Linked DNA regions of Homo sapiens: region 2 is linked to region 1. Evidence: chromatin loops called from intact Hi-C (ENCODE). Cell type or tissue: Calu3. All regions are shown on one strand. Links, peaks and the distances in the headings refer to the core of each region. The heading gives the core; the rest is flanking DNA.

What was found. A loop is a pair of places that touch in the nucleus more often than their neighbours do. Peaks named below come from ENCODE experiments on the same cell type or tissue, not always from the same donor. Only the 100,000 strongest peaks of a DNase experiment are listed, where the experiment ranks them.
Region 2: it touches region 1 in a loop (5-fold over the local background); 2 of 110 quality-filtered maps call a loop at or near these places.

What each region holds. Positions count from the first base shown.
Region 1 is chr16:9,645,215-9,650,602 of GRCh38, forward strand. No RefSeq gene overlaps it. Among named protein-coding and RNA genes, the nearest start is that of LINC01195, 190 kb to the left of the region's middle. In Calu3, for the core only: CTCF peaks have their summits at 1,004, 1,253 and 3,083 (motif pointing right); a DNase peak (open chromatin) is centred at 3,077.
Region 2 is chr16:9,703,673-9,709,060 of GRCh38, forward strand. No RefSeq gene overlaps it. Among named protein-coding and RNA genes, the nearest start is that of LINC01195, 250 kb to the left of the region's middle. In Calu3, for the core only: no CTCF peak of the experiment used is centred there; a DNase peak (open chromatin) is centred at 2,749.

The sequences.
Region 1 (5,388 bases), core at 66-5,065:
GAAGCCTCGCACCTTCACCTCTGAGCTGTGACCTTGGACAAGTTGCTTTATTTCTCTGAACCCCATTTCCTATCTGTAAATTCAGGATAATACAATGTGACCTGCAGGAATGTTGTGAGAATTGTTAACTAAGTATGTGTGTGAAACAGAGGATACTAGAGGCTGGAAAGGCTGGGTGGAAGGGAGGGAAGGGTGAGAAGAGATTTGCAAAAGGATACAAAATTGCAGCTAGATAGGAAGAATAAGTTCTAGTGTTCTGTAGCACTGTAGGATAACTATAGTTGACAATAATATATTGTTTCAAATAGCTAAAAGGAGGGTATTGAATGTTCCCAACACAAAGAAATGATAAATGTTGGGAGTTGATGGAAATGCTAATTACCTTGATCTGATCAGTATACATTATATGTATCAAAACAACATCATATACCCTTTGGATATGTACAATTATTTGTCAGCTAAAAAACTAAATTAAAATAAAATATAAAAATACATGTGTGACATACAGAAGGATTTCAGCACCAAATTTAATGGATGACTTTATATGTTTTTTTTAATCACCTTCAGAGAGGTATCATCTCTGATTAATCCCTCCCTGCTTTTCAGCACACTTCTCTTGGTTCTGAGATGCTGAATTTTTTGACTGTTCTCCTCCAACTCTCTGGCTTCCTCTTTGCCACCTCTGCCCTCTCTCCTTGGCCTCTCTGAGGTGGATGTACCCAGGGCACAGTCCTGGGCTTTCTTATCTCTGAACATTGTTCCAAGGTGGTCCTATTTATATGTGTGGTTTCAAATATCATCTACTCACTGAAGGCATCCAAATCTATGTCCCCTGCACTCACCAGTCCCCTGACCGCCAGAATCATAACTCTGCCTGCCTAATCAACATCACCAGTAGGGTGTGTAGAAGGCATCTCAAATCTACCGTGCTCCGAAACAACCCCAACTCAGTTTTGTCCTCTCCAGGTCAGAATGGCACCTCCATCCACTCAGTTGCTTTTATTAAATTCTCCCAAATCCATTCTTAATATCTTTATATCATTCAAACCTGTATGCCCTTCATCCAATTTCTAAAGGGGGCTTGGTTCCTTTCCCTAAACCATTACATCTGTGCACTTTTCTCCATAAATGTTGGTGTCATCCTAGGCTAACCTTCCATCATCTCTCGCCTGGATGACCTTAAGAGCCTCCTAATTGGTCTCCTTGCTTCTATTCTTGTTGCTCAATAATCCATTCTTGACACAGCAGAGAGAATAATTTCTTTCTTTCTTTCTTTCTTTTTTGAGACAGAGTCTCGCTGTCTCCCAGCTGGAGTGCGGTGGTACGATCTCGGCTCACTTCAAGCTCCGCCTCCCAGGTTCATGCCATTCTCCTGCCTCAGCCTCCCGAGTAGCTGGGACCACAGAATAATTTCTAAAAATACAACTCAGATCATGCTACCCCATGCTTAGCATCTTTTAACAGGTGCGCATTACACACAATATAAGCCCAAATTTCTCAGCATGATCTACAAAGCCATACATTCCTCTCTACCCACGCTGTAACCACACTGGCTTTCTTTCTATTCCATAACTCACTGAGCACACTCCCTTCTTATGGCTTCTAACGTTTAATTTTATTAATCATTTCTTCTTTTTAGGGTATTCCTCATGGCTGGTCCCTTCTTTTTATTCTGATCTTGGCTCAAATTTTACCTCCCCAGGTAAAACTTTACCTACTCTGATAACTAAAGAAAACTTCCATCAATATCCTTGCTTTATTATCTTCATATCCTTATAGCCTTCTAAAAGCATCTTCTTTATTCATATATTTTCCTCATATTATCTGTATTCTACTAAAATGTAAGCTCCATGAAGACAGAGAACTTAGCTGTCTTGTTATCACTGTATCTATAGCACTGAAGTATTACCCAGTGCATGTTAATTATTCAATAAATATTTATAAGATTAATTAGGTGCTTAACTAATACATAGAATATACAATTAACTTATATGGCATAGAAGCACATATAATCACTAACAATACCAAAAATAATTCATGCTATTTTTTTGTGCCTAATCAACAATCCATCAAAATCCCTATATTTCAGTGACATTAGAACAAACAAGTTTCTCAGAGTTCATAGAATTGCCCACCTTTCAGTGAACTCAGGAATACTATTTTATTTGAGAGTTACCCAAGGCAATTCTTGTCTTGAGCTGATGTCAAATGCAGTAAAAACTCACAGGTGATTTTTAATTGAATTGAATTCATTGCATATTTCCTGAACACTTATCATGTATCAGCTGCAGTGCTAGACCTTGCAGACAGAGGTTAATAATAAGTGGTATTTGGGGGTGAGTTTATATTTTGTTTTACATATGTGTGCAGCAACAATCAAGGCTGAGATGAAGGTGGAATTCAGTCCTGCCTCTTCATGTCTGCTGGAGTGATACGGCAAGGTCCACAGATGCCTTAATCATAGGTAGAAAGGAGGTCTCTGAGTAGAAAGAATTGAAATGCTCAGATAAGCTGACAAGCTCTACTGCCTTGACACCCCTCCAACATCTTGCTTCTAAAAGTGGGGTCTGCAGGCAAGCAGCATTGGCCTCAGCTAGTGGTGCAGAACCTCAGGTGCTACCCCAGGCCTGATGAATCAGAATATCCAATCAAGCAAAACCCCCAGGTAATCTGTGTTCATATTAAAGTTTGGGTAGTACTTCATTAACAACGTCACATAAATGGGCTCAAGGCATTCTCTCCTCTGGTGCCCCGATCGGGTCTCACTTCCCTACAGACCACTGGGCAAGCAAGGACTGTGGTGGTGTTCTGGGAGCACCACCCAGGTGGGGATCCCTGGCTGGGAGTACACTTGTTCATGGGTCATCAGCCCTGAGGATTCCCAGCCATATCTGAACAGCCCTGGGCAGGAAGTGTGAGATGGGACAAGAGGGAGTGGTGTTCAGCTTATTATGGTAGCTAAGGAGACGCCTAAGGGAACTCGAGTGACCTACGTGAAGTGTCAAGGATAGATTTTGACAGTTCCATTTATTTATTCAATAACGGCTTATGGAACATCTGCTATACACCAATAGAGGGAGGCAGAGAGCATGGTGAATGCAACATTGCATAATGGTGTTGGGAAAAGTGTCCCGATTTCAAGGAAGCTGACAGCCAGTCTCTGTCATTTCCTAGCTAGGTAACTTTGAGTAAATTACTCAACCTCTTTAGATTTTATTTTCCTACAGTGCAAAATCAGGGTAACAATAGTTGCTGTCTTTTAAAATGGTTGCATAACTGAATGAAACAATGCATACAAATTGCAAAGCTCAGTGCCTGAGCCACATTATAAAAGATCAATAAATGTTAGCGGCTGCTGTCACCACTACTACAAACCCTGGATGCTAGATGCTAGGGCAGTGGTTCTCAACCTTGGCTGAGTGAATGTCAAAGTTACCTGGGGAACGCAGTACACTGTTGGTAGGAATGTAAATTAGTGCAACTGCTATGGAAAATAGTGTGGAGGTTCCTCAAAAAACTAGAAATAGATATATGATTTGATCCAGGAATCCCATTGCTGGGTCAATATCCAAAAGGAAGGAAATCAGCATATCAAAGTGATATCCACACTCTGATGTTTATTACAGCACTATTCACAGTAACCAAGGTATGGAATCAACCTAAGTGTCCATCAATGGATGAATGGATGAAGAAAATATAACATATGTATGGAATGGAATACGACTCAGCCATTGAAAGAATGCAACCCTGTCATCTGCAGCAATATGGATGAAACCAGAGGTCATTATGTTGAGTGAAATAAGCCAGGCCCAGAGAGACGAATAGCATATGTTCTCACTTATACATGGGAGCTTAAAAGGTTGATCTCATGGAGGTAGAGAGTAGAATTATGGTTACCAAAGACTAGGAAGTAAACAAGACAGGAGGGATGAAGAGAAATTGGTTAATGGGTACAAAAATAAAGTTAGATAGAAGACATAAGTTCTGATGTTTGATAGCACAGCAGGATGACTATAGTAAATAATTTATTGTATATTTCAAAATAGCTAGAAGATTTGGAATGTTCCCAGCAGAAAGAAATGATAAATGTTTGAAGTGATGGAATTCCTAATTACCCTATTTTGATCATAACACATTGCATGCAGGTATCAAAATATCACAAGTACTCCATAAATATATACAACTATTATATATCAATAAAAAATGGAGAGGAAAACAACTGAAGTTATTTGGGAGCTTTTAAAATTTGCTGATTCTTAGCCACATCCCAGGCCAACTAAATCATAATATTTGGGGATAAAAGCCAGACATCAGTATTTTTTAAAGCTCCTCAGTTGATTCTGTAACCAAGTTCGAATCCAGCTGCTCACTGCTCAAAAGCCAAAATGTGAGAAGTGAGGTGCAGTGAAAGGAAAGCAGCTTTATTCAAACACTAGCACTTGGGAGATGGTTGGACTCAAGCCCCAAATAAAACATCTCAATATTTTAGGCAAGGGAGTGGATTTAAGAAGGGAAAATCTACATGGAAAGCATGCAGGTGTGGTGCAGTCTTGTGTGTCTTGTTCCGACGGCCATCTTGCATTATTGTCCACCTGGAGTGAGGCCTGGTGCCATCTTGACAATGCTTGGGTTGTAATAATAGATTAATCACTTTGAGGTAATCTCTAAATGGGGAGAATTCCACTGCTGGGTCTTCCCGTCTGGTTTAAGATTAGCCCCTGGAATTTCTAAGCAAGCACATCATTAGATAAGCAAGCACTGTGAAAGAGAGTGCCTGGTGGGAAAACAAAGAAAGAGTTTCAAAATACATTTCAAGGCTTAGACAAGAAGAGACAGAAAAAAAAGTTCTTTACAATGCATTTTAAAGCCAAGCCACTCAGATACAATTCCAAGGTGTAGCCAAAGTATACCTTGTACCATGGAATCTAAGATGATTTTAGGAAAGTTCACCTTCTCTCTGGGGTGCTCACAGTCTTCCAGAGAAGATCAATATGCAAAGAGATAATGATAATTCTATGTTCCAAATATGTGCAAGGAGATATGAAAAAATGACAGCAGGACTGCTCAGTCTAAAAGCCATGTCAGGTAGCAGGAAAAAAGTACCTCACACTATTTTTCTTGTTTTTTATGTAAAAGAAAGTGACTGCCCATGCATGACACATAGTCTGTGGGAAAAAAAAAAAGGTGATTCTCACAGCAAAATGTAAGTAGGTCATTGCAACCCAGACTGACTCCAGCCACTGGCAGTTCTAAAGAGGTCCTGGTTGTTCATTAACCTCTGGGTATCTCAGCTTACTCCTTTGTGAGATAAGTGGGTAACGGTGATGCTCTCTAAGGACCTGCCAGAGGGTGAAGAGCAGAGCCACCATTACCTGCCCCAAAGAGGTG
Region 2 (5,388 bases), core at 281-5,280, 59 kb after region 1:
GTTGAAATAGAGATTATAAGACTGACAGAATAGACTCTTCGTGGTAATAAGATACCAGATTATAAACAAGACCTAAGACCATGAGAAGCAAGGGTTAAGTCCTGCCCTACAAACCATAAAATCTTGTTAAATGTTTTGTTTTTTTCTTAAATCTAGTATAATGTGGCTTACTTTTTAACCTGACTCTGTTTTACCATCACATGATAGACAGCAGGCCTCCTTATCTTAATTTAAGCATTCCTTTGCACTGACTTTCAGTCTTTAGACAAAGCTGAACTCTTTCAACCAATTGCAAATTAAAGAATCTCTGAATCCACCTATAACCTGTAAGCCTCTGCTTCAAGATATCCTGCCTTTCAGTCCAAACCAACTTATACTTTCTCTATATTGATTTATGTCTTTGCCTGCAACTCCTGCCTCCTTAAAAATGTATAAAACTAAACCGTAACCTCACCATCCTGGGCACAGTTTTTCAAGGCTTCTTAGGTTTGTGTTTTCTCTGGGTTACAGTCACTCATATTGACTCAAAATAAACCTCTTTAAAATATTTTAGAGTTTGGCTTTTCTGTTAACAAAATGAAGCACCTGACCTTTGTTATACATATGCAATGTATCGCTGGTATACCAGTGGTTACTTTTGCAGCTACCTTGCCTCTTTGAATCCCCAGTGAGAAGTGGAGATTGAGACGGCAACCTTGATGTCAAAATACAACAGAAGCTCCAGAAGCAATGTTGCCACATTGCTCAAAGCAAATGCAAGCCTCTGAAGTCTGTATTGGAGGCAAATTTTCTCGTGTTGTTTGCACAACTAAAAGAAGACACCGAGGAGAAGCACAAGGCAACAGATGGGTGAAGGGGCAGCCTACAGCCCCACTGTGGAGAGGTCAGAAAACAAAACAGCAGACAGAGCTCAAAAAGATCCTTATCCCTGAAAGACAGCCCCACTCAGCCCTAGCCATTTCAAAGCCTCCTAGTGCCATTGAACTTGGTGAGGTTCCCAGAGGTACCAGGTTCTGAGGAATATTAATAAGTCAGGATTACCTGGGTATAACATTAATCATATCAAGGTTCAATATTAGTAAAACAGGATTCATATAGGGAAAAATTTTATTTTTCCTGCAATGTTTCTCCCTACTCACCAACATTCTGTTAGATATTTGATATTATCTCAAGGAAAATGGCAGAGAATGGGCATGCATTGACATACCTTTATTTTACTTTCATTCCTTTGGGCATTTCTATTACTCCAACTAATTGCTTAAAAATACTGTGCTAATTCCATTCATTCTTCAGATGAGCATGTAGCCCACTGATACAAAACAATAGAGGTTAACAAGACGTCTTCAAAGCTGAGTGCTGAAGATAGCAGTGGTGCTTTAAACTTTTGGAGCATCAAAGGAGAGCTTACCTGTGATCTCTTTTTTACATGGGTTACCATAGTGATGACAGGGCTTGGCTTGAGAGGAAACTGGATAATAATAAGGCTACCATTTTCAAAGAATTTACTGTATGCTAGACACTGTGCTTTTGCCCTGAATCCTCAGAGAGATTTCACCATCCGCCTTTTACAGATGAGGAAGCTGAGGCACAGGGGGTTAAGTATCTTGCACAAAGTCTTCCATCTAGAGAATGGCACAAACCAGGATTCAAATCCAGGCATTCTGACTCCAGAGCTGTCTCCAAAGCATCAATATTAGCTGCTTGGAAAAAGTGGTGAAATATGGAGATGCTTACAATATATATATTTTTTGAGATGGAGTCTCCCTCTGTTGCCCATGCTGGAGTGCAGTGGCGTGATCTTGGCTCACTGCGACCTCCACCTACTGAGTTCAAGCGATTCTCCTGCCTCAGCCTCCCGAGTGGCTGGGGCTACAGGCATGCACCACCACTCCCAGCTAATTTTTGTATTTTTAGTAGACACAGGGTTTCACTGTGTTGATCAGGCTGGTCTCGAACTCCTGACCTTGTAATCTGCCCACCTTGGCCACCCAAAGTGCTGGGATTATAGGCGTGAGCCACTGAGCCTGGCTGACGGTTATGATATTAGTGCATATTTGTCTTTCTGACTTCCGTGGCAGGATAAATATTCAATGAGCCTGTCCCTACCTTTGAAGGCAAAGGCAGTCTCTTATAAAGTTACCTTGGAACCATGAAGGGGCAGCTGTGAGTGAGGATGGTTCCACATACATACAACATCCTGTATCATGAAGAAAAGCTGGATTCTTCTCTGTTTCTAAAGGCAGAAATTCAGGAGGTCAGAAACTGGTTGGGCACAGAGGACAGTTGATGGAAGGATGAAGAAAAAGAGAATAAATGTTTTCGTTTCATGATAAACACATGTAAACATCGAACAACTATATGTAGAGGTTCACATGCATCACCTTTTTCTACAACTCAATGTCTGATTATTCAGGATCTACTCAAAGGTAATACTGTACTATATGACACAACCATTCTACTCCTAGGTATTTACCTAAGAAAAATAAAGGTTGAGGAATAAAAGTGAAATTCTAAGCTCCCCACCCACCTGAATGGACCCCATCTTGGCCAAGGGGACTCCAGAGAAACCTTAAAAACTGAGTACCTGGTTGTGATGGGATAGGAGGTTGAACATGCATTGTTACACTTTCTCCCTTGCTAACCACCATGAGGCTTTCTTTCCTAAGGGCTAAGCAGACACCAGCTCTTTTAAAAGACTTGCTGGACTCTACTCACTTTTTGTGGTTTTGACACAACAACCGACCAGCATTCCTTCCTGATAAGAGACCACAGACCATGGACTCATTCTGGCTGGTTTACAGAGGCTGCACATAGGATGACTCTGTGTCCTCCGTTTTACCTTTTGAAGTTTAAAGCCTAATTTTAATGCATTTAGATGTTAAGTCTCCACCCCAGTGTGAAAACGGGACATATGTAGCATGCATATTTGCTTACTACGCATGTGCACCCACCCTTTGTAAATATTCATAGCTCCTCCTATAACCTGTTGAATATGTGTGGCTAGCCAACTTGTTCAGCATAAATCCCTGTCCCATCTTTCCTTCCTCAACATGCCTGCTTTTGGTTTCTATCCAAGGCTACATTTCCCAGCCTATGAAATAGCCACGAGGTCAGGAGATCGAGATCATCCTGGCCAACATGGTGAAATCCCATCTCTACTAAAAATACAAAAATTAGCTGGGCATGGTGGCACATGCCTGCAGTTCCAGCTACTCGGGAGGCTGAAGCAGGAGAATTGCTTGAACCCAGGAGGTGGAGCTCACAGTGAGCCGAGATCGTGCCGCTGCACTCCGGCCTGGTGACAGAGCAAGACTCCATATCAAAAAAACAAACAAAAGAAATAAAGTTCTCCTCTCCAATAAAGCTTATGATTCTTCAGTTGACAAAATCTATATCTATATAAAGACTTTTACATGCATTTCTATAGCAGCTTTATTTGTAATAACCTCAGACTGAAAATAACCCAAATGTCCATTAACAAGTGACTGGATTAACACATTGTGTATCTATTATCCATCCAATGGAATGCTGTACAGCAATAAAAGGAATGAACTGTTGATACCCATAACAACATGGATGAATCTCAAAAGAATCATGCAAAGTGAAAGAAGCCAGAAAGAAGAGAGCACATGTTTTAGGAATCTATTGATATAAAATTCTACAAAATGCAAACTAACCTATAATGATGGAAAGCCAACCCATAATTTGCTCAGGGATGGGAGACAGGGAAGGTGGGGAGAATTATAAAGGGGCAAGAGGAAACTTTTTGAACTGATGCATATGTTCATTACCTGGATTATGGTGATGGCTTCACAAGTATATTTGCACGTCAAAACTTTTTCTATTGTGTACTTTAAACAATGTAGTTTATTGTGTGTCCATTATACCTCAATAAGCTGTCTAAAAAAGAGCAAATGAACATTTTGTTAGAGGAAACCTGCTTGTCAAGGCAAGGAGTTATGAAACCCCACATTACGATGGCGGAGTGAACCCAGGAGGTGGAGGTTGCAGTGAGCAACCTGGGTTTATTAATTCAGAATGATTAGGTGAGAGGAAATAGTCCCACCATGACAGGTGCATGAACATCACATCACAAAGGGTCTTGCAAACTCACCTACAGTATTCTGATTTTATCCCACAGCTTTGAGGAGCTACTAAAAAGAGTGATGTTTTCAGATTTGTCATTATTATGGGATGAACTGTGCCTCCCTGGAATTCATATGTTGAAGTCCTGACCTTTAACCTATCTTAGAATGTCAGTGTATTTGAAGATAGGGTCACTAAAGAGGCAAGTATGGTGAAGTAGTTATACCGGTGGACCTAAATACAATATGTCTGGTGTTCTTAGAAGAAGAAGAGATTAGGACATAGACATGCAGAGAGAAATGACCACGTGGAGATACAGGGAGAAGACAGCCATCAACAAACTAAGGAGAGGGGCCTCAGAAAAAAACAACTCTGGTCGACATTTTATCTTGGGCTTCCAGAACCGTGAGAAAATGCATTTCTGTTGTTTAACCCACCAAGTCTGTGGTACTTTGTTATGGCAGCCCCAGGAAACTAATACAGTCATCCAGGGAGGTCATGATGGCTGTGATGGGTAAAATGATGGGTCATGATGGCTGTCTCAGTAATCCAGCTGAGCTAGGGAGACCCAACCTGGACTGATGGGTTTGAGAGTTTTTCCTTTTTAGGACTTAATCTAGGAGATGATGCCAAGGTATATACTGAGAATGACTCCCAAGTTTCTGGCTTGATTGACTAAGAACTCCCTGCCAGAATCACAGCTGCATGAGGAAGAGTAGGTTTTGAAGGAAATAGACAACTATCGATTTTTGCCACATTGAGTTTGAGGCAATCATGGAATTTTCCCACTGGAGAGGTACAGTCAGTACTTGGAGACATGAACCTGGAGCCTGGCAGTCTATTCCAGCCTTGAGAGATAGACATGGAATCTTCCAGCTAAGAGCTTAGGACTGCAATCTGCAAGCAACAGGGAGCACTCCAGGGAGGTGGTGAGATTTGTGCTTTGGGGAGTTCATTTTTAATGGTGTAGAGAAAAAATTAGAACAAAGGGAAAAGATCAGACAGAGGGCCATAGCAGTAATCTAGTTGAAAGATGTGGAATACTGAACTAAGCCAATGGCCATGGGGAAGCAGAAGGAGATAAAAGTCAAGAGGCAGAGTTCAGAAGTGAGCAGTAAGGAGAAGGCAGATGAGAGGCAAAGAGTACGCTGCCATGGGGTGGGGGGCAGTGGGAAAATGCCGTCATGATTCAAAAGTTTCCATTGAAAACTCTTCACAGCTGATGAGACCTAGGTCAGGAGGCCAGAAGGTCTGGCTGCTGGGACAAAAGGCATGCTGGAAGTTTTGCAGCAAAACTCAAGA